3 separate regions of the Homo sapiens genome follow, and regions 2 and 3 are each linked to region 1. A link is a loop called in an ENCODE intact Hi-C map of the cell type or tissue named here. Cell type or tissue: ascending aorta. All regions are shown on one strand.

The links. A loop is a pair of places that touch in the nucleus more often than their neighbours do. Peaks named below come from ENCODE experiments on the same cell type or tissue, not always from the same donor. Only the 100,000 strongest peaks of a DNase experiment are listed, where the experiment ranks them.
Region 2: a loop joins it to region 1, with 2.6 times the contacts of the local background. A loop is called at or near these places in 9 of 110 quality-filtered maps.
Region 3: a loop joins it to region 1, with 5 times the contacts of the local background. A loop is called at or near these places in 10 of 110 quality-filtered maps.

The regions. Positions count from the first base shown.
Region 1 is chr6:168,379,921-168,387,920 of GRCh38, reverse strand. No RefSeq gene overlaps it. Among named protein-coding and RNA genes, the nearest start is that of SMOC2, 57 kb to the left of the region's middle. RefSeq lists enhancers at 3,881-4,380, 4,381-4,882. In ascending aorta, a CTCF peak has its summit at 6,074; a DNase peak (open chromatin) is centred at 3,698; H3K4me3 peaks cover 1,671 bases; H3K27ac peaks cover 1,876 bases.
Region 2 is chr6:168,604,227-168,612,226 of GRCh38, reverse strand. It overlaps SMOC2 (SPARC related modular calcium binding 2), which reads right to left. Exons shown (of 13, transcript NM_001166412.2): 9 at 3,988-4,070. Among named protein-coding and RNA genes, the nearest start is that of SMOC2, 170 kb to the right of the region's middle. RefSeq lists an enhancer at 5,103-5,639. In ascending aorta, no CTCF peak of the experiment used is centred here; no DNase peak of the experiment used is centred here; H3K27ac peaks cover 402 bases.
Region 3 is chr6:168,539,245-168,547,244 of GRCh38, reverse strand. SMOC2 (SPARC related modular calcium binding 2) reads right to left here. Exons shown (of 13, transcript NM_001166412.2): 5 at 3,573-3,620; 6 at 76-126. Among named protein-coding and RNA genes, the nearest start is that of SMOC2, 100 kb to the right of the region's middle. RefSeq lists an enhancer at 5,995-6,922. In ascending aorta, a CTCF peak has its summit at 1,614 (motif pointing right); DNase peaks (open chromatin) are centred at 1,632 and 4,706; H3K4me3 peaks cover 409 bases; H3K27ac peaks cover 7,663 bases.

The DNA.
Region 1 (8,000 bases):
AAATCTTGCCCAGAAATGCCAACAAACAAAATAGATAAAGCAGGGCTCTCCCTTCTGAGGCAGGCCTGGTGGCCGGAGCTAGGCCACCCTCTCCTCCCTGGGGACCTCCAGGCTTGATGGAGCCCCTTCAGTGGACAAGTGGAACCACAGGCCTGAGAAGCTCTGCTGGGGACAGAGGCTAAACAGAGAGAAGGCCCCAGGCTTGGGCCAGTTCTACACAACGGGCAGCTGAGATGGAGGGACGCCTGCATCCTGCCGGCTTCCTCCACCCAACGGCCCCTGCTGACATGTGTCCCCATCTCCTCACACTGCCCTGGCCGTCCACTGCCCTGCGAGGCCTCTGAGGACAGAAGAGGAAGAGAGCTGCAAGGCTGGCACGGACACAGCCCCATCCCCTGCGGTTCCTTCAGGGCAGGTCCTGCTCTGTGTTCACCAATGGTGGCTGCGCAGTCCCACCCTGGGAACCTCAGTAAACGTCACCCACTGAAGACTCAATGCTCAGGAGGTGGCCAGCCTGCACACAAGACCTCCAGGACCTCCTGCACTGAATTAAAACTCAGGATGGGAAAGGCTCCCCAGCCCTGGAGCCCTGACAGGGGTAAGCCCCCGAGACCCCAGTTCTGCCCAGAACTAGCCCTGAACTTGGATGTGTGCAGGCACTCAAGGCAGGGGTGGACCAGCACATGCCTGCAGGGGCTTTAGTTTAAATGTATATGATGCATATATACGATGAACACACATGTATACACACGTGGTGTATACACATGCGGCATCTGCACACGACGTAAATGCACCTGGCGAGTACACACGTGGCATATACATACATGCCCTGCATATACAACATGGCACATACACGCATGATATACACACACATGATGAGTTAAAACCAGGCAGGAAATTGCCTGAGGTGGCCCAGCTGGAGGAGGCCTTTGAAGCCAAGCACAGGACCCTCCATTAAAGAAGAATGACACCAATGGTCACAGCAGTGCTGGTGCACACAGGAGGAGAGCGGGCTCCATCCCTCACGTCCCCTTGGGTCACAGAAATGCTGGTGAACAGTGGTGGAGAGGGGGCTCCACCCCTCATGTCCCCTTTGCTGCTGTTTGCCTTAATTATGTGTTTGCATCCACAAAACTACTTTTGGATTCTGTGACTCAAAGAAATGCAAAATTAAAAAATAAATCTGCAAAAGTCCACCTGGTTTTCAATCAAACCTGTCTTTCCTTCCACCCTCACCCCTCCTAAAAGAGAAAGGAAAGCTGTTGGGTGAAGTGTGGCTCCCAGTCAGGGACAGGGATCAGCCCAGGTGTGCGGCAAGCCCAGCCAGATGGCTGGAAGCGCTGCCAGGCTGTGGTAGGGACTCACAGGAAGGTGGTGCCCTCAGCCAGCCTCCAAGGGTGTCTCACCAAGGGTTAGGGATCTTCCAGCATCCCCAGGCCAAATGTTAGCAGAAGGTCCCACAACCTCCAGTGCAGTGCCAGGTCTTTTTTATAACCTGAAAGCAAGAATTCAGCTTGTTTCTGCAAGAACGGCTGTAACAGCCCAGCAGCCTCCATGGGACACGTGGGACACACATGCAATGCTGTCCACATTCACATGTGTGTACAAAGCACCATGTTCTCTCACACACTTCAGACCAGGAGGAATGGGTGACTGACAGTTTCCAGTTTAAGGGGCCTGGGGCTATTTGTCCCTGTTGACTTCCAGCTGGGAGGAAAAACTGGCACAAGGAGTGTGTGAGACAAGCCCCACACCTGAGCAGGCACACCTGGGTGGGCACACCTGTGCGGGCACATGCACTGCAGCCCACCTCGGCCAAGGCCTCCAGCTACCAGCAGCTTGGCAGGCAGCTCCCATGGCTTTGCAAGACCTGCAGCTGCAAAGCCAGAGCCAGACCCACCGGCAGACACAGAGGTGCCCTGCTTGCTGGGAGGATGCATCCGAATTATTTCTGTGTGCCAATCCCCAAAGGTCCCTGTCTCTCAGAATGTGAGCAAGACCATGGTCTGGCTTCCCACGGGTGGAGCAGAAGGCTTTCCACATGGTCCTGCCAGGGGCACAGATACTCCATCCCCTTCCCAGATGAAAATGCAGACCTCCTTGGTTTGGCATCAGAGCAAAGGCAGAACTGGCACTTGGGCGATCCACGAACCACGCAGGCCTCTGCTCCTGCCCTTTCTTGTGCATCAGAATTCGGGACAGGACAACTTCACGATATTACATGTGCGCTGGGACACTCAGTTGCTATGTCCACAGGCAAATTCAGTGAGGTTCCTAAATATTCCCCAAGGTGTTGATTCACAGCCGGCCACCTTTCCAAAATTGTTTTCATAGCTCTTCCGCCCACTTTCGTTTGAGATGGAATTATGCCCAGATTCAGCGGGGGCAGCTCCACCAGCCACTTAGCTTTGTTTCCCTCCTCAATGCTTTCAAAGGACGTGTGCAGTCTCCGTAAAGCAGCAAAAAGATTATATTGGGCCTCTCGAAAGAAGGAAAATTTGAAAAAAAATTATCTTCATATGGGTATGTTTATTTCAGATTCAATATATAAACTGATCTTAGTTGCTTCAAATAGACAGCGTCTCATCAAAGCACGTAATAAACATTATTAACCCTGCCTGGCTTTGTGCGCCCGGGAAGAAGCCCCAGGGAGGAAGGAGGGGGCCAAGTCAGGACCGGCCCTGTCCCACCCACACACGAGTGCCGAGGGGGACTTCATGGACCCTCGCCTGAGGCCTCTGTGACTTGAGTATTTCAGGCTGTTTTTCACATAACTTTGGTTTGATTAAAACCCCAAATGCATTTGGCCAACCACATTTCTCTTTAACTTTTTAGCATATATTTATTTTCAGGGAAATGTCAGCCATGCATTTCTGATTCACTCTTTGTTGCCTCCAAGTTGGCCGGTGGTTGGGGGGGCGGGTTCTCGCGGGTGCCTGGGGCTGCCCCAGGAGTCCGTGAGGACAGCGGCAAGCGCGCCCCAAACTCTTGTCTCCTCACATTCCAGAAATGGGCCCCGGAGACCAGATGGATGGTGATGGCACAGAGAGAGCCTGTGCGTGTGCGGGGCGAGGACGTGTTTTAACTCTGAGCAGCGCTGGATTTGTGGTGATGTTGTAACTCCTAACCCATGATTTATGAGTGGTTTTTGACTTAGAAAAGCATGTTCTCTCTGCCCGGACTAACAGAATGCTCAAGCCTGGCGGAGGCACCCCGGAAGGCTCACGCACCCGGCCCCTCTGTCCGGACACCCCCATAGGCCTGACTCCCCTGTGGCCCCGTTTCCCCAGCTCACCAGGTAAGGGCTGTTCACAAAGAAGAAGAAAAATGGCAGAACTTTCATTAATGACGTTCACGTTAGGAGAACTTGCCCTTCACCACACACCCACTGAAACAACAGGGCTTCCTCCTGAGGAAAATGGGAAGCGCCGGGGGGAGTCTCAGGTCCTGGTAGTTGACGGCAAGCTTCAGATCCAGGAGAGATGAGTCTCATTTCCATTTAAAAAATAATTCACTCTTAAAAGCAGGGCACTGCTCAAGACTATATAAAGCTCACACTCTACATTCTTGAACGTACTTCAATAATTGTAAATGTGGGAATGCACAGTCAGTAACTGGGAAACTAAAATGTGAGATTCCAACACATTTACTCAGTGTTGCTGTTGAATTCTCCATGTGTCACGTGGCCTTTGCCGGGAGAAGCCGGCCTTCTGCCCAGGCAGTTTAGGGACAGACTTACTCTTCACTTTTATGTAGAAACCAACAGAGCCCCTTTCAGCTTCCACCAGGTCCTTAGGACAGATGATTCCTCCCCTTACACACAGGTAGTGAAAAAGCAATTCCACCCAGAAAAAAACTACTAACCGAGAATGATCAAATTCCTATCAAGCTTCAGCAGATTCAACACCAGAAGTTGGTCAAAGGAAACTCAAGTCTTTGCCTAAGTATTTCCATAGAAGTTCCATTGTTGACCAAGAGAAGACACGGGCTTCTCACTGAACTTTCCTTTAATGGGTTCCAAATTCTGTAATAGATTTTGACCAAGTTGATTCAATGAAAATGTGCTGACTTTAAAAACTAGTAACTTAAAACTGCCACGCATGCACACACACGCACGCACACACACGCACACACGCACGCACACACATGCATGCACACACACGCACACACACGCATGCACACACACGCACACATGCACGCATGCACACACGCACACACATGCATGCAAACACGCACACACACGCACGCACACACACGCAAACATGCACGCGTGCACACACACGCACACACATGCACACAGACGCACGCACACACACATGCATGCACACACATGCATGCACACACATGCAAACATGCACACATGCACACACACGCATGCAAACACACACATGCACACACACGCATGCAAACACGCACGCATGCACACGCACGCACACATGCATACACAAACACGCATACATGCACACACGCATGCACACATACACATATGCAAACACATGCACATGCATGCACGTGCACACACGCACGCACATGCGCACACACGTGCACACACGCATGCAAATATGCATGCATGCACACTCACGCACACATGTATGCATGCACACACGCACACACATGCAAATACGCATGCACACACATGCACACACATGCAGGCATGCAGACACATGCACGTGCACACATGCACACACACATGCAAACGCACATACATGCACACACGCACATGCACATACAAACACATGCACACACGCACGCACACATGCACACGCACATGCACACACGCAAATATACACACATGCAAATATGCATGGATGCACACACTCACGCACACACGCACACACACACATGCACACACACACAAATGGTCCACACTTTCTCCTTCCTTCTGAAGGCCCGTGCAAAATGTCTCCTCAGCACCAATATTGCAGTGTCTAAACCCCATCTGCTGGGTCACCTCTTGTCCTGGAAGCTGACCAAATATTTGATCAGATCACGGAGAAGTCCGCCCCATGTTCTCCCTGGGTACCGAGGCTCAGTACCCTGTGACCACAGCTGGGTGGGGGTGGGGGCTGTCCATAAAATACACCACTGATGGTGGCCTTCCAGGGGTACTGAGGCTTACGGCCCTGTGTCCACAGCTGGATGGGGGTGGAGAGTGTCCATAAAATACGCCACTGATGGTGGCCTTCCAGTGGTGTTTTCAGAAGCAAAGCTAACTCATTGTAGGTTGAGTTCCTGAAGAACTTGCTGCCATCAGCTGACCTGGGCAGCCCTGGCTTTGAATCCCAGCACAGGACTCTGTGACATTAAACAAGGGAGTTAGCCTCTGTGAAATCCTGTCTCCATGTCTGTAAAATTAGGACATTAATGCCGGCTCACCAGGATTTTAAATTTTAAATTACGTGGAATAAGCAGCGAGTGCATGACAGAATTCTTAGGCTCTCACACGTGCCCAGCACAAAGTAATTCCTGCCTCTTTCCCCTAAAGCTTTCACCTCCCAGACTTCACGGTCCTGGTTCTACCTAATTTGCCACAGCCCTTTAGTTTGAGTAACAGCTGCGTAGGGCACTTCTGAAGGTTTGGAGAACCCTTGGCGACGTTACCCAGCAAAGCACCGGGCGTTATGAACAACACAGGCAAGCGTATGCAGCTGGGGGCGTCAGACAGAAAGCAGCAGGCGGGGGGCTCACCTGCAAGCGCATGCAGCCAGGGGCATCAGACAGAAAGTGGCAGGCAGGGGGGTCGGGAGCATTTCAAATGGACCTATGTCACAATTGCGTCTCAATCCAACCCTGCACCAGCCATCATTTTTGGTTTCTCTCCAGATTAAAAATAATAAGCAGGAAAAATTAAAGACCTATGACCATCCTGGGCAGAAAACCTGTCTATGTGTCCACAGGCCACAGGGCCGCTCTGGGCGGTCACCGGCTGAAAGCCCATGAGGCTCCGAACGGAAAGTTTTGGCACCAGCTCATGCTGTCATTCACGCACTCTCGTGGAGTCCAGCAGCCCTGCCGGCGGTGGGTGGTGGATGGGTGTCTGGTGGAAACGTGACCACATCGTGGAGTCCAGCAGCCCTGCTGGCAGTGGGTGGTAGATGGGTGTCTTGTGGAAATGTGACAGCAGGTGACTCATGGCTCCCGTATTGGGCTCTTGTATTTTCTTTGAATGAATGTCACTCACTGTCTTGCAGATGCCCACAGCCTGGCAGTAGGTAATTTTCTAAACAAGGACCGTGGAGCTTGAGTGTAGGGAGGGCATGGGTGGCAGCAATGGCCGGCGCTTGGCAGGCCTGATTAATTCACCTTTTTAGCATGGCTTGGGTGAGAGGCCATTGGAAATTCTTCCTTAATTATGAAGAAATTAACATGGAAGGTTTGTACCTGTCAGAATGCACACAACTTCAACATGAAGGACACGGCTTACCCAGTGTGGAAGGCTGAATCATGATGCCCGCGGTGCCATGCCCTAATTCCCAGAATCTGATGCCCGCAGTGCCACGCCCTAATTCCTGGAATCTGATGCCCGTGGTGCCACGCCCTGATCCCTGGAACCTGGGGATGTGGCCTTGCGTGGCAAAAGGGACTTTGCAGATGTGATTGAGGAAAGGGCCCACAGAGGAAAGATGACCCTGATGATCTGGGTGGGCCCTAAATTTCCCGAATTAATCACAGGCGTCCCTGGAAAAGACAGGCAGAGGGCCGCTGACCTCAGGAGAGGGAAGGGGCCCTGGTGTCAGGGGCAGGGGTTGAAGCGATGTCCTCTGAAGATAGCGGGGGCCAGGAGTCGAGGACCACGGTGGCCTTGGAAGCTGGAACAGGCAGGAAGGGGTTCTCCTGGAGCCTCCAGAAGGGGCCACCCCTGTGGACACTTTGACTTGGGCCCAGTGGGACTAATTTCTGGCCCACGGAACTACAAGATGGTAGATTTGTGTTGTTTTGAGCCACCAAATGTGTGTGGTTTTTGCAGCTGCAGTGGGAAAATCACACGCCCCATGTCATGAGTGCATCGCCCAGCAGGGCTGCGTGGGACTCGGGCTATGTGGGACTCGGACTCGGGCTGTGTGGACTCGGGCTGTGTGGACTCGGGCTGCGTGGGACTCGGACTTGGGCTGTGTGGGCCTCAGGCTGTGTGGGACTCGGGCTGTGTGGGCGTCAGGCTGTGTGGACTCGGGCTGCGTGGGATTCGGTCTACGTGAGACTCGGGTTATGTGGGACTCAGGCTGTGTGGGACTCGGGCTGTGTGGACTCAGGCTGTGTGGGACTCAGGATGTGTGGGACTCAGGATGTGTGGACTCAGGCTGTGTGGGACTCAGGATGTGTGGACTCGGGCTGTGTGGGACTCGGGCTGTGTGGACTCGGGCTGTGTGGGACTCGGGCTGTGTTGACTCGGGCTGTGTGGGACTCGGGCTGTGTGGGACTTGGGCTGCGTGGGACTTGGGCTGTGTGGACTCGGGCTGTGTGGGACTCGGGCTATGTTGACTCAGGCTGTGTGGGACTCGGGCTGCGTGGGACTTGGGCTGCGTGGGACTTGGGCTGTGTGGACTCGGGCTGTGTGGGACTCAGGATGTGTGGGACTCAGGATGTGTGGACTCAGGCTGTGTGGGACTCGGGCTGTGTTGACTCAGGCTGTGTGGGACTCGGGCTGCGTGGGACTTGGGCTGCGTGGGACTTGGGCTGTGTGGACTCAGGCTGTGTGGGACTCGGGCTGTGTGGGACTCGGGCTGTGTGGACTCAGGCTGTGTGGACTCGGGCTGTGTGGGACTCAGGCTGCGTGGGACTTTGGCTGTGTGGGACTCGGGCTGCGTGGGACTTTGGCTGTGTGGACTTTGGCTGTGTGGACTTTGGCTGTGTGGACTTGGGCTGTGTGGGACTCAGGCTGTGTGGACTCGGGCTGCGTGGGACTTGTGCTGCATGGGACTCAGGCTGTGTGGGACTCAGGCTGTGTGGACGTGGGCTCTGTGGGACTCGGGCTGTGTGGACTTGGGCTACGTGGGACTTGG
Region 2 (8,000 bases), 220 kb before region 1:
CCCTCTCCCCGATGGAGATCACGAACCCAGCACTGCTCTTCAGGTAAAGGCTGGGGTCACCCTCTCCCCACACTGGAAAGCCCATTCAAGACCAGTGCTGCGGGGCCCTAGATAAGCAAAACCACATGGCTAGTAAGTCAAAGCTTACCAGTATCACTTAGCCAAAAAGTCTTCTAGTAGGAAAAGAAAACTGCCTACATCCTTCGTTCCACCTCGCGGATGCCGGGAACATGGAGGTGCAGTCTCCACCTCCCCAGGGACCCTGTGAGGCACGGGGCAGAGTCCACACCCACACCACACGCTGTGCCCCACCAGGTGGGAACAAGCTGGACAGGTGCATGTGAGTGGCCGGCCGCCTGGGCATCCTGAGGAAGCCGTCCTGAAGGATGTGTGGGAGGCACAGGAGCTAAGAGAGATGCAGCTCAAGCAGAGGGAAGAATTCCAGCAAGGCTCAGACACGGGAGCCACATCAGGGCCTGACATGGGAGCCACAGCCAGGCCCGACACGGGAGCCACGGTGGGTCCCGGACATGGGAACCAGAGCAGGGCCAGACATGGGAGCCACAGCCAGGCCCGACACGGGAGCCACGGTGGGTCCCGGACATGGGAACCAGAGCAGGGCCAGACATGGGAGCCACGGCCAGGCCCGACACGGGAGCCACAGTGGGTCCCGGACATGGGAACCAGAGCAGGGCCAGACATGGGAGCCACGGCCAGGCCCGACACGGGAGCCACGGTGGGTCCCGGACATGAGAACCAGTGCAGGGCCAGACATGGGAGCCACGGCCAGGCCCGACACGGGAGCCACGGTGGGTCCCGGACATGAGAACCAGAGCAGGGCCAGACATGGGAGCCACGGCCAGGCCCGACACGGGAGCCACGGTGGGTCCCGGACATGGGAACCAGAGCAGGGCCAGACATGGGAGCCACAGCCAGGCCCGACACGGGAGCCACGGTGGGTCCCGGACATGGGAACCAGAGCAGGGCCAGACATGGGAGCCACAGCCAGGCCCGACACGGGAGCCACATAGGGCCCAACAGACACACCACGGCCCCGACACAGGAGCCACAGCTCAATGCAAGTGCCTGGTTCTCCAGCCTCACATGAGGACCTGGGAGGATGTCAGGGGGCTGGGGAGGCTGGAGAGACAGAGTAACCCTGTTATTTAAAACACCAACCAGAGTGTGATCAGAGATGCCAGGGCAAAATAAAGTGAGGTGAACCTGTCCAAGAAGAAGGTGTGGTTTAGGAAGGGCTGGTTTAAGAAGATCTGGTTTAGGAAGGTGTGGTTTAAGAAGGTGTGGTTTTGTGCCTCTTTTTAGAATTTCTGCTACACAGGATGTGATAGTCCCAGGAGGAAACCTACACAATGAAAGAAGAACCTTCAAAAGCCAAAACGGTGACCCAGTCGTCACTATGTAGCCCCTTAAGCCAGACCTAGATCTCTTGTGCCATATAATAAAATGATGGCCTCCAAAGACTCAATGATCGTTTGCTGCCAAACACCTGCTAACTGTCCTACATAAGATGTGAATAAGTATTTGGTGACAAATCAACTGCTCACCCCAAACAAGTGAATTTTGTGTGAAAATATTATCAGCTTTACATGGAAAATAGAGGACCTACATTGGCAAAACCTTAGAAAAGCAACTTCAAAAGGAAACGGTACCTTTTAAGAATAAAATACATCAGCCTGCATGGGACCTGAAGGATCTTCCTACTCAAAGGCTGCTGTGTTATTTTGGAAATAGGTTTCTCCTCTCTACCAGGAACAGCCTCTATCCTGCAGCTATTTTAAGACCTACTTGTTTTTTCCTAATAAGGATAATTATCTCCAAATAATCAAAATAATTAAGTGGTCATGAACAGTGCACTCCCAAACATCTATGGCAACAGCACAAGCTGACCTTTGCACAGTTTGCGTCACGTGGCTTTGATGCCTCAGCAATCTGGTTTTCGTCTGAGGTGTGGGCAAGGAAACGCCGTCTTCATTGTGAGCATCTAACCATCCTTCTCCTCCTGTTTTAGCAGAGAGGAGCATGGTTTCTGACGTGCCCATCCTCACAGTGTGGGATGCTGTATCTCCAAATGGCACCTCTGACACTCAGAGAAGACAATGACATCATGTTTCTCAATATCAAGGACCAGTTGTTCTCACTGGACAAATGACTGTGTCATCTTTAAATCAATAGTCTGGGTCTAGAGTGTAACAGATTAGATTCCACCAGGAAAAGGTCTTCCTGCCACGTGCACTCCTGAGAGGCAGCAGAAGCCAGCCTCTGTCACGGTCCCTTTTACCAATGAGAAGCGAAACTGACTTCCATAAATTGCACTCGTATCACCTGTGTGAAGACCACAGTGCAGCTTGGCTTAGAAGTGATGCAACTTTGTGCTATCGAAAAAAAAAATAAGTTAAGAATCTTGGACTCTTCAAGAAGTACACTAGGGGCAAAAGACAGATTGAAGTGCACGTGACAAGGTCAAGACCAACCAAAACCAGGAAACATTTATTGAGGGCTTTCCATGCAGCAAGCATGTGAGAAGCTCATTATGTCTTTTAAGGAAACATCTTGCCCACCAATATTAAAATCGGACTTCAGAGACAAGAGATGACACCAGATAATGGAGGAGGAGAACTCCCTCCTGACAGGGCCATCAGGGGGATGGAATTCAGCCAGCAGCTGAGCACAGCCTGCAGACACGGGGTCAAAGGCAAAACACCCTTCACTAGGCATGCACAGGGACGGGTGTGTTTGCACCATCGTGATCTCTTCCCCCACCCTCACCTGCGAGATCCAGAAAGAAGCTGATTCATTCAACAGAAAGCAAGTTGATTGCTCACACAAGGACCATACTCTCATTAAAAAAAAATTACTAGAACCAACAGATTCCTCAAACCTGCCTCACAAGGAAGACACTGAGGAGGTACACGGCTGGGAAACCATGAAGAACTAAGACAAAGACAGTTCCTAACAAGCCAGCCCAGTGAGCTGCACGGTGTTTACCAAGAGCTGGCAGAATAACTGTGCTGTGTGTCCCCGGAACCACATTCCGCCCTCTGCTTCCCTGTGTCAACCATTCTCGTTACTCATGTTGTGGAATCGCTATGAACACGTAGCAATGAAACATGTATAGACTGTGGACATTCTGCTCTACCCTGTCCTCATTTATAAGCCGAACATCTTTACTTTTTACAATTTAAAACCTTTCTACCAATGACAGTACAAATAGTACAGGAAGCACAAAAGTTTACTCATCCGGAATTCATCCAGTTTCTGTATGAGACAAGATCAAGCACGTACTCTAAACAAAGTACGCTGTAGTGTGATTTTCATGTCTCTGAGATGTTGGTTAAACATACACAATCTGGAGATATTTAGAGAAAAAAAGATCAAAATGAAACAAATGGCAAGTAGCTTTGAAGCTTCTTAATGATATATCAAATTCACCCCATGACGTCTTTTTGTGACTGCATTTTTCAATTATTATAAATTTTAATTCACCTCTGTTTAATTACAATATTTCTTTGTAATTAAACTCAATACATACATTCAACTCATGTTTTCTTAAAACCTAAACTTTAGCTTCATGAACTGTTGATTCAGTGAAAAAGGAATGTCAGAAAGTGACAGTGAAATGTAGGTAGAATGAATAAAGGGTTCTTTGGGCTGTGGGGTTCAGGAGCATCTAGAGAGGTTAGGGTGCTGTGTGCTGATCTGATTTGTGAGGGGCCCTTTCTTTCTCTTCCATGTCTGACCTTCCATACACAGCAGCAGGGAGGAAGCCCCCCAGGTGCTCCCCGTGTGGGCTCCTGGCCCCCTGTCTCCCTGCCTGGACTCAGGGCCCTCTGCAAGGAGGTAGGAGGCCTCAGAGTCAGACAGGCCCCCTGGGAAACAGAGTCAGATAAAGTCTTTTTCATTCCAAATTTGCAAGAAACTGCATGGTGGGGCCTGTGGATTCGGGCCACACTCGCGGGTGCTGCTCACCTTGTAGCTGGCGGCCCTTGTACAGGTCCCGGGCTTTGGCTGGGTGGGCCCTGGCCGTGTTGTCACATTTCGGCTGCTCGTACCTATGGGCGGGGGGAAGGCGGGGGAAGGAGAGAGAAAACAACGGGCTTGAGACCAGCTGTGGTTTGTCTTCCATTTCTGGAGTGTCCTACCCTAGCATACACCGTGACCTGTGGCTCTGATGCTATGACACCCATGACCTCCTCACTCCTTTCTGTCACCTTTGTGGATATTTGGCATAGAAAGCTATTGCTTGCAGTCAGTAGGAAGAAGCACACTGTGACTTCAATCACACAGCAGGGCCGTCTCTCCATCCCGTCTCTGAAATGAATCTCATCTAGCAGCTGCCAAGCACCCACACCTCCCCCTCCTCCCGTTGCAGGGTTGGATGGAGCAGCGCCCACACCTCCCCCTCCTCCCGTTGCAGGGTTGGATGGAGGAAGCACTTGGGTTGTTTCGTCAGAGCAGGAGTGTGTGCACGAGGACAGAGGGTGTGACCACTACCCCCACCCCGCCCAAGGAAAGGATGCAAAGGACTTCAGGATTTAGATTCCTGTAGCACCAAAGGCCAACTCATTTCCAATCCACCTCGTGAAGCTACGAAAGTCTGCCTCAGTGTTAAAAAAAAAAAAACGACTCTCTGGTCCCACTTAGCATCAATGACAAACTGCAGGTTAAGTCCTGAACAGACAGGGCTGACATCCAAGAGGGCAGGTGCCCTGGCTGCTGCGGTTGCAGAGCTCATGGGAGCAAGTGGCTCTGTGGTACTACTGAATTGGCAGTGGGAACCAGGGTGCCTGTCCCTAAGGGTGTCAGATTCAAATCCGGTAAACAGCTCATAAACACTGCCATATGCATGCCATTCAGCAGCCCTTGACCAAGGCCTGCTTTGCCTGGGTTTTATCCTTGTCCTGGGTGTAGGGCAAGGAGGAGACCCCTGCCACGCAGACCACCAGCCTCATCCAGTAGAGGAGGTGGACATTTAAACAGAGTGCGGGCCACCATGAGAACCTGCCTCCCGGAGCCCCCACCCCCAAGGAGGACAATCTTCCGCACACAGAAATCCTTCACTGTGGCTTTCACCAAGAAGTGGGGCTTCTCACCAGCATGAAGGAGACGCCGGGGAGGTGCGTTCCCGGGAGATGGGAGATTCCTGGGTCAGCACACCCACCGCCCCTTTCTGTGGACTCGCAGGACCCCAGACAGCCCACACCAACTTTCCTCGCTTCCCCTCCACTCAGCTGACCTCATGCTGCATGGCGGCTCCCCAGCCCCCTGCCCCTCCCATCCATGAGTGTCAGGCACGTGGAATCCTTCGTGGCGGCCTCCTCAGGCCCTGGCAAGTGACACACTGGGAGACGCAGTGCCCGCCAACACCATCATGGGGCACAGGTGCAGTCTTGGGGCTCCAGAAAGACTCCTTGGAAAATGAAGAAGACAAGCAGGAGGCCAGCGGGAGGGGGTCCGGCCCGGAGCCCTGAGGTTGTCAGGAGGCCAGCGTTCCGCCAGTTCTCATCCTCTCCCTCTGCCCTATTTTCTTTTTTCATTCTTAAAGAAAGGGCTACAAGATCCTATTTACTTCACAGAGATCACTTTAGGTTCTATTTTTTTCATTGCTTACATGCTTTTCAGCCATAGAAAATAAAATGAAATTTCTCTCTAAAGGGACATATTTAAAGTGTTCTAACAGAGGCCCCAGAGAGTCCAGCAGTCCCAGTGAGAGGACCCCATCCAGCTGTCATAAGAGTCAGGAACCACACATTCCTGCCACCCTTGGCCCTCAATAGCCTCTTTGATACCAGAAAACCTGCCACCCCAGTCAGACAAACTTAATATATCTTTTTGAAATATTGTTTTTGAAATTAAAGTCTCTGACACACTCTGGCAAACAGTTAAGCTATCACATTCTAACTGAAAGCCATTAACTCATATTCTTTGAAAATGTGGGGGTGGGGGTCAGCTCCAAGAGGTCACAAGAAAGGCGAACTCAGTAAAGGACCTGTTACCCAGCCAGGTGTCTCCTAATGCAGCTGCTGCTGCGGCCAGCAGGTGAGAAGTAAAACATTCACCCAGAGATGATGTGTACAGGAAGCTGGCTTCCTGAGGGATTAGGAAGCTCTTATTTTTACTTATGCGTGTTAAATTTGTAGAACTAGGGCACTCTGAGGGCTGAACGATCTTCACTTCAAGCTCCGGGTCAGTGTCTCAGGGGCCGAATTGAGACCTACATTAGAATGGACCCTTCCTGCCCGAGGGCTTATGAAGGGGGAGCTGCCAAAAGCCAGGCGAATGTCCCAGCTCAGAATGGATGACGTAGACTCTGAGGATAGAGTTCCAGCCCTTAGGGGCCATCTTGCTTCTCCGAGTATCAGAGGGCACACCTCCTTAGAGCCCTGGACTGCTCTGTAGTGTTAGAAAAAGGAAGTGTTAACATGAACTCTGTTGTGCCCCTGAAGCCCTTCAGGATCAGTACCTGTATCCTTCACATGGGTGGCACGAGACTAGATCATTTCTTACCCTCATTCCAAATCTCCTAGCTTCGAAGCAATCAGGAAGCCAGCCACCTGGACGGGCATTTCGGTTTTGTTCCACATTTGGGATAGAGGTATGTTGCAAATCCTATCACTGATGCTAATATAAAAATATATATTTACATGACAGTATTCTGCTTGTTTTAATGAGTAGTGTGAAATGCCCATGACTTGCAGAATTGACAATCTCAAGAGAGGAGAAAGAGGAGAAATAAGTCCGTTAATTTCAGCTTTGTCATCCATCACCATTCTTTTCAATAGGTTTATTTTAACTTATTTGTATAAGGAAAAACACAAACGTCTCTTCTCTCATTGCCCATCAGATACCAGGTTCTCTGCCAGGGAGAAATGCAGTCCTATGCCCACATGATCCCCTGCACACCCCACTGAAAGACACGCTCTGGGGTTGGGGAACAGAGGCTACACACCTCATTGAGAGACATGCTCTGGGGTCCAGGAACAGAGGCTGCCCAGATGTGAGGTAGGAACAGCCAGCAGTTGGATGGCAGACAGACAAAGGCTTCATCAGCCTCTCTGTTCTGGGCATGAATGCAGAATCTGGCCATCAGCCTGACTCAGCTCAGTCTGATGGCCCCTTCCCATTCTCTCCTCACTACTGTTAGTGGCTGAGGGGAAACTTGCCCCTCGGCTCCCACCTGGACTCTACCATTCATGGGGGCCTGCACTCATGACAGGTGCCTGGACCCCTCCTTCCGGGATCTGCAAACAATGACGAAGATGCCAATTTTGACACAAAAGTCAGGGGCACTAGGAAGGGCTGAAGCCTCTGCCCCTCCTCATATCTCCTTCTAAGTGATGGGTCCAACTAGAAACTGCACCAGAGCAAGCTGCTCCTGCCTCATCTGGGCAGAGTGGCATGTACTTGTGGTCCTTGGGATGAGTCTGCCACAAAACTAACGCCTTTTAATTCTCATGCATGGTGACATGAGGATAAGAGAGGTCACATATCAAAGACGATGCAATTTATGTTTATAGCTTCTTACTGTTACTGGATTATTAAATGTTTCTTCCCCATCAGGAAATTTAGAGGATGATTAAAGAAAACAAACATCTTAATTGCCAACCCAGGTATAAATCAAAACTATGAAGTATCTCCCTGGGGCTGCTTATTTCAGAAAATTAATAAGAAAATTGCGCTGAGGGAACAGAGGGCATTTAAATAGAAATGCGACCTGGTTACTCAATAATGGCAGAATCACTGGGAGATGAGGAATGGTGAAGCTGGCTGTGGCTTATCAGATACTGCCTAATATTGATTATTTTGCCTGGTGCCCAGTACCCATGTCTCCCTAGGTGATCAATTCAAACCAGTGTAAACCAACTCAATTTTTCTTGCCAGCAGTGGGTTTAGCCATGGACATATGATCTAATTCTGACCAATGATCCATGAATTAAATTTGCTAGCAGAATTCTAGGGAAGGGATTTTTGGCTCCAAAGAA
Region 3 (8,000 bases), 160 kb before region 1:
GCTCCACTTCCCAGCTCCATACCGTCCCTCGCACTCCTCCCCAACCCAGACTGTGCAATCCCCACCCCGGCTCACCTTCTTCATCTCCTTGAGGCTGAGTCTCCAACGCTGGAGCTGCGGCATCATCTGAATTCAGAACGGAAAAGATTTGCAAGGAGACTACAATTATGAGAGTAAGTTAAGTAAGTGTGCATACGGGTGGATGCTGAGGACTTGCACTCAGTCCCCACAGATCAACCACAACAGCAACCCCACACAGACCCAACGCGATGCTGCCTGCAGCTGCGGCTGGAATGACTATACCAGTCTTGAGTGAGCCGCTACTTAAAATGCTCGAGGCTAGACACTGACCTAACTTCACGTGGAAAATATCCGATCAGTTCTAAACTATCAGAGCCAATCACAGGCCATAGGGCAGATGAGGAAGGAATCAAAATAATTAGAGTAAAGAAAGTCTAGCCCTGGGAAAGAGAAGTCATAAATTCAGGCCACTGGAGGTTACAAAAGAGGGCTTGGCAGGGACTGGGGTGGGGTTGAGCAGAGCCCTGTGCCCTTAACACATCCTCTGTTTTCCCCAAGAGAAAGGCAAGGGTTGGAGAATCCTGGACCCCTTTCTACACCTCTGGCCCTCCCTCTCTCCACTGCTGCCATGGCATAATCTAAGTAAGGATGTGAGTGGGGCACGGGGTGGAGGGGACAGGGCGAAAGTGATCGGAGAATGGAGGAAAGGGCGGACTGGGGTGTCACAGGCCCCTACACCACCCATAGACTCGCATTTTCCAAGTGAAGAATCTGTATTTAATTAATTGACACACACACATTGGGCCCCCTGGTAAAGAAAGAGGTTTTAAATGGCTCAGAGACCTGGCAGGATGGTGGAGCCTGTGAGTCAGGAGTCCTTCTCCAGACACTCAGGGCCCCACCCAGGAGGCAATCACAAGGCACTGTGGTGCTCTCAGGATCATCCTTTTTTTTTTTTTTTTTTTTTTTTTTCACTGAAGCTTGCTTATATCATTTTGTTAAATAACTTTTGGATTGAAATATAGGAAAAAGTGGCAAAGATGAGGGCCAGATACAAGGCTTACGTAGATAACTAAGTCATGAACTTCCCAGTGGTCTAAAGAATAAAGTTTCTTATAAGACTTTTTAGGGGGAAAATCAAAACAGATTTTCAAAAAAATTTAACATTGAGCAATCTCTCAAAAACAGTTTGCTAGCTATCAAAATACTGACAAAAATGTAACATCAGTTATTTGAAATATCCAAGTCTAACACTGATAATAACAATAAACTAGGAATATTCTGTGGTTGAATATTTTACAATCTTCTTCCAAGAAAATAAAACAAAATGGGAAACATATTTTAAACACAAGAACATACAAAAAGTCTTAAAAGAACATATTTGAAATTTTTTGGAATGAGGACAATCAAATACATTATTACTGTTGTGTGTTTTTGCTGAGGCCTCACCAAGTCACCACTCTGGGACCACCAGCCCATTCCCCAGTCACTGGGGCCAGACCAGTCTGAAAGCTCAGCCTGAATGGCAGGCAGGGAGGGCAGGTGTGGCCTGAGGACAGGGTGAGTAATGGGCCCACTGGCCGTTCCTCCTCCCAGCCCTGATTCTGGGCACCAGAGGCCGCTCTCCTTCCTGCCCTGTCCATGCTTCCCTCCTCAGCACGGTCATCATAGGCCCTACTCCATGCCCCCGTCCCTCACAGACGGGGTGGCTCTGTCCCAACAAACAAGGCCATTGGTGGCTGCTGAAGTCAGCCTTAAGGAAATAAAACAAAAATCTCGAAGAGCTGTGCATTTTTTACTTTCCCTCTATCAGAGTGTGTGAAGTGTCTTATTTGTGTCTGGAAACCAGCTCTGTTGCTTAATCCAGGTATCCCCTCTGCGTATTCCGGCCTAAAGTGGGGGGTGTGTTCTTTCCTTAACTCACTTTCATGCCCATGTACTAATTCCTCTAGATTTTTTTTTTTTACAGTGGGTACAATAAATATCATAATAAACAGGATTAAGAAATGCCCTCTGAAAGACGATGATCCTTCCATCTCCTCCTCCCTTTCCACATTTGATTAATTTTCCTAATCATGAGATTGTCCCTTCCTTTCTCTACAAATGTCGACATACCCACACCATTATCTTCTCGACTCAGTTCACGCAGCTCACACTATTGCTCTATGCAACTTTACCCCTTCCTTTCCAAACATAAACCCTCCCCCAACCCAGTGTCCCCATTATGCCTGTCATCATTTTTCGGCTGGAAAATGAGCTATCTTCCTTGACTGTGAGGCTTCTTCTGTTCCAGCTCACACCTGTTACATATTTCCCCTTCCAGGAAGCCAGTCCTGCCTCATCCTTGGTAGGCACCCTCTGGACAGAAAGCCTGACATTTACTTTCATGCCAGCTTGTCCCTCCAAAATGTCAGTGTCCTAGTAATACAGAACTCTTTTTGCAAAGGATCTTCCAGGGCAGGGATGGGCCCCACCACAGTTTCCACACATGCAGAAGGGATTGGTTGAATAAAACTCCGATTTTTATTTTTATTATTTTGTTTTTGTTTTTGAGACAGAATCTCACTCTGTTGCCCAGGCTGGAGTGCAGTGGCGTGATCTCGGCTCACTGCAACCTCCATCTCCTGGGCTCAAGCAATTCTCCTGCCTCAACCTCCTGACTACCTGGGATTACAGGCATGCACCACCATGCCTGGTTAATTTTTGTCTTTTTAGTAGAGATGGCGTTTCACCATTTTGGCCAGGCTGGTCTCAAACTCCTGACCTCAGGTGATCTGCCTGCCTCGGCCTGGTCTGTGTTTATATTATTTTTGTTTGTTACTGGTTCATTACACTGTAACCTACACTAGAAAAGAAAAGTACCTAAAATTTTGGTACTAAAGTATTTCTTCTCATCTTGAAAACAACGTCTGACTTTAAAGGCTGATGTAAGAGAAAAGCAGAAATGTGTCCTGGTACTGAAGGGTGTTGGCCGAGGCAAGGGCAGAGAAGAGGATGGAGACTTTCCCAGGGGGGTCATGGTGGGCATGTGACAGACCCCGCAGACCCCGAAACAGGACCTGCAGGCTGCGACATGATGTTTAAGGTTAAGGGTTCTGTTCAGCTCTTGTTTGTACCAGTCTCAGAGGCAGGGATTGCTGTAGGTAGAAAAACTGTTCCTCTTCCTCCTTGTAGGGAGGAGTTGAGGCATCTTTATCAGGGTCCTCAATAACTGCAATGGTTTAGAATCCCACAGGGAGCCAAAATACTGAGCCTCAGCCCTCTCCACAGTCACAGACTGGGAGGTTCCAGGGGGTCCTAACAGCATCTGCCGTTGGTCCCGAAACAAGCCTCGGAGCACAGGTCCAACACCAGCGACCCCAGCGGAGCACAGGCCCAACAGAGCTGGTGATCGTGAGTGAATGGCATTGCTGAATGAATGCAGAAGTAACAAACTGGTTCGGCTCTCATCATCATCACTAGTGGATGTTTCAACTTTAACTTGAGAAGTTATTTCACGGGATAAGTTAGATGTTACATATCGTCATAGACATTTATTCTAAGATAGTTACCTGTTTTTCCTGTGCCTTCGCGTTGGGGTAACTTTTCATTTACGGAACCTAAAAGAGGAAAATAAGGAGTGAAATGAAATTATTTTGGACTCTTAAATGGCCATCACAAATTAAGTTATGCACATATTTTTGCTCCATTTTGACTAATTTGCCGTGCTTCGGCATGTTCTACTTAAATTCTGTAAGCTGTCTAGTACCCTGAGGGGACACTGTCACCTAAACACTCAGACCCTGGACTCAGAAACAAAAGATTAGTTTCTGCTTCTGGCGCTAAGGGGTTGCACATGTATATAAGACCTTAAAACCCAATATATTAGTCTCTTCACCTCAAAAATGTCATCATAGCCATAACATACATACCCATGTTGGGGTACTGAAGTGAATTAGGTAAAAAAGGAAACGTTTTTAAAATCTTAAGACATTACACAACCAAAGATAACTAAAAACCCTGATTTCAGCTTGATTCTGATTTATAGAGGAGAATGGCGAGGAACTACCTTTTGGTAGAGTATTGAAAATCTACTAACTAATGTGTGACCAAGTTTAAATGTTTATATGATGCTGAAAGATGCATATTACAAATAGAAAGTGTAGTTCTTTCTCTTCCAACAGACTGAAGCCACTATATGGATCCACTTCCCCCTCTTCATTAGAATACCAACTCGAGAAATAAAAATAGTTCGTCTCAGAGTTTACTGGCAGTTGAATATTCTGTTTAGAATTAACGTGGAATTCCCATAGCCATACACATGCCCAGTAAAACTCCTCAGGGGAAACATCTTAGAACTTGAAATTATTTGTTTTTGTTTTCTTTTTTTTTCAATTTTGCATATGACAGAAATACAGACCAACATTCAAATTAAAAATATAGCTTATGACATTTTGAGGATGTTTATCTTATTTTTGGGAAATGCAATAGTAATGTGGCAGGAAATTTACAAGCAATTCATTGGATGGCAGAGAAAACGGAGTAACTTCAAGGCGCCATCCATCCTCTGGCACTCTCAGCGGACACTGCCTCGAGGTCACAGTGCCCAGACACCCCTAAACACATGTCAACGGTTCCTATGAAGGAACACAGCGCAGCCACCCCAAACCCTCCTCTGTAACAGGTACTCATCAGACAATGCTGACTTCAGAAAGCTGAATGAGGATTTACACGGGAATGTTCTCAGCGGTTTCCCTGCAGGCTGCATATCTAAAAATAACTAAATAATATGCGTTTGGGAATTTAGTGTCCCCAGGGGATAAAAAGGAACACAATTCTCCTGGTTCATCTGCCAAAGCCAGCCTTTCTCTCTTTCCCAGCTGTTACTGTTACCATTTGGTTACATATTACATTGTTTCCAGGCCTTGCAATACAAGGTTTTTCTTGGTAAGAATCCCCTAGGATACAAAGCTAACCTCACTGTGTGGCCACCTCCTGAAGCTCTCAAAATCCTCCTTTGCTTGTTTCTCCCTTTTGGATCATCTCTTTACAAATCCACATTTCTTAAAGAGCTTAAGCTTCTCAGTCATCAGTTTATTTTTATCATGTGTTCCCGAAAGAGGCAAAAAGTATTTTCTACTTTTGACGGGAAATGATCATATTTTGATAATAGTTCTGAATATTTCTGTGCAGGTTTTAATATCGTAAGGAAAATGTAAATATGCTAATAATTAGAATATCTTTCATGAGAGAGTTTCTCAATTGAAATAAGAAAATATTTTGCACTGTACAGACAGAACAGTACAGACTGCAAATTCAAAATTTCGCCTGAGGTCAGAATCCAACATTTAAACATTCTCTACACTCAGGCAGCCTCTGTCTCTGAGCCGACCAGCACTGTGGCTTTCTCTTCGGGCCCTTGCATTGAATCAGTGTTTCCTTAAATAAGTCCACACAAAGTTAATCTGATCTTGTTCTTCATATGTAAGAGATGATTTCAAGACAGAACCCAGCGTCCCTTGATAACCTGCTCCGTGATTCATGACTCAAATATTTTACAAGACAGAAATTGGAGGAGATCCTGATAGTGCATTGACTTCACCTTTTAACCACCTTGGGATGAAAAGATGATGCCCAACCTTCCTGCCCCTGCCTTCCTGTAAGATCCTGGCCTCCAGGATGGGAAAATAGCTCCACATATTTCCACAGGCCAGCAGAGCCATGCAAGCACACAAATCCAGACCCAAGAAAGCAACTCTGATGCTGTCATTGCATTTTTCTGGAGATAAGGATTTGCTGAACTTCCAAGTGTTTATAACAAGCAAGATTGCCGGCTGTACTTGCAGAAAAGGGGCCGAGAAAGAAGGGTTGACTGATACGCACAGTGTCTGCAGACAGTGAACACCTTTGTGAACCCCGGGCTGGAGGCTGGACCTTAAGGATCTGCTTGCTGTTCACAGACACAAAGAGGTTGCTAAGTGATCCCCCTCAGCCTTGGATTCCAAAGGACACATCTGAATTGCTCCCATTTGTGAGATCCCATTCCATCTAAATGCTATTCTAAAGGGGTGGGTTTTGTCATAATGGGGATACGAATTTCTGGTGGAAGAAGCCACAAAGTACAATGTGAGGAAACGTCTCCGGTTTAAGGGAGGAATAATAGCTGTTAAGTCTTGTAGCTCTGAGCACTTGGTTCAAATCCAGCCGCTCTCAGCCTTAACAACGTGTTACCAGAACAGCCCAGTGGAGGGAACGGTGTTATGCTGATGGAGGCAGTGGTTTGCATAAGCTCCTTCCAGACGCCCTTCCCAGGTGAGTGAGGGGAGGGAGGTCTGCGGCACAGACGTGAGAGGGGTGAGGGGCAGCTCCCTGCAGGGAGTCCTCCTTCAGAGCAGCTAAACAAGCCTGCGGCTCACCCCTTCCGAGAACTTCACATCCTGGGGGCAGGTTTACAGCATCAGATGAGGGAGGCGAGAGAAAAAGAAAAGGGAACAGCAAGGGCTGCGTTCTCTGGTCTAGACGGCGTCTCTGTGCTATTGGGCTTTTCTCAAGGTTCCTGCCCTCCCATCCTCTCATCAGGACAACATGAGGGTGACAGGAAAGAGGGTGCCAATTTCTGAGGATGTGGCGCTGCAGGGAGAAGACAGGGCATGGGCAGCAGAACAAACGTCCCTCCCTCCTAGCTCCGTGCCCCTGGCCAGGCACCTTCACCACTCGAAACCTCTGTTTCTTCATCTCTGGAGTGGGCAGTGTGGTGAAAGCCCACCAAGTACAGCTGAATGGACCTAGCAGAGCAACCCACACATAGGAGTGCACAATGGATGTTCACCAAAGATGTGCTGTGTGCGCCATCGGAAGCTGCCTCTCCACGTGCTCTGCTGGACACGCAGCTGGGGAGAGGTCCCCTCCGGAAGAGCAATGCTCCCCACTCAGACCAAGCCATCCAAAACAGAGCAGCCTCTAGGAGGGCACCAAATGGCCTGCAGCCCTCAGGCCCTCGCCGCCATCACCTTATGTGCATTCATTCATTCCTGGGCTCACCCCCTCATACACACCTGTCACGTGTCCACAGGAAACGACGGCAGGGACGCAGCACTACACACTTTAGTCCAATTTGGGGAGGCGGGCATTAAACAGAATTTACTCAAGCAATGTCTATTGCAACCGTGTACACAGCTGATGTCTATATAGCTCTTACTGTGTGCCAATCCCTGCTATGTCCTTCACAGACTTGAAGTCATTTAATGTAGATGCCAGCCCTGCGAGGTGGGACTGCCATCATGCCCGTTATACAGACAAGGAAAGTGAGACCAGAGGGGTAAGTAACTGGCCCAGGGCCACTTAGGAAGCGGCAGAGCCAGGATCCAGGGCCTGCTTTTTTAGTCCTCAGGAGAGCTGACTTTGAGCAGAAAGGCCTCTCTGAGGAAGAGTAAAGGGGTGAGTAGGCATGGGCCAGAAAAGAAGGGAGAGTGGACCGGGAGGGCCAGGAGACCACGCACAGGCTGGCAGAGAGCAGCACACAGCCCATCCACCACCACAGGGATGCCAAGCTGCTCCAGATGCTGGAAGTGCCCCCCTGCAAGCCCCACCTGTTAGGAGCGTTCTGTCCCCACTGGGCTTGCCCATCTGGCAGGACTCTCTCAGGCAGCAGCCTGCTAGAGCCGGTGTGGAAGGCCTGAGCCCGCTGTCCTGGGACCCAGACACCATGCACAGTGTGGCCTGTGAGGCTTGTGGGCTCTGGTTGGCATCAGATCCACGATTTGATCTCAGGACCCTTCCCACTTATGAACGGACCAAGGGGTGGTGAGAAGGGTGGAAAAGGGTGGTGTGTGAAATGGTGCAGTGGGACGGAGCTGCCTGTCTGGGCGCTGGCATGGAGATGCCCTTGGAGTCGGAGTTCAAGAAAGCCGGCCAGCCCCGTGGGGATTCTCTGTCAGTGGCAGCTCAAACAGGTGCCTCTCTGGCTAGACAAGAGATGGTTTTCTACACACAGTGATTTT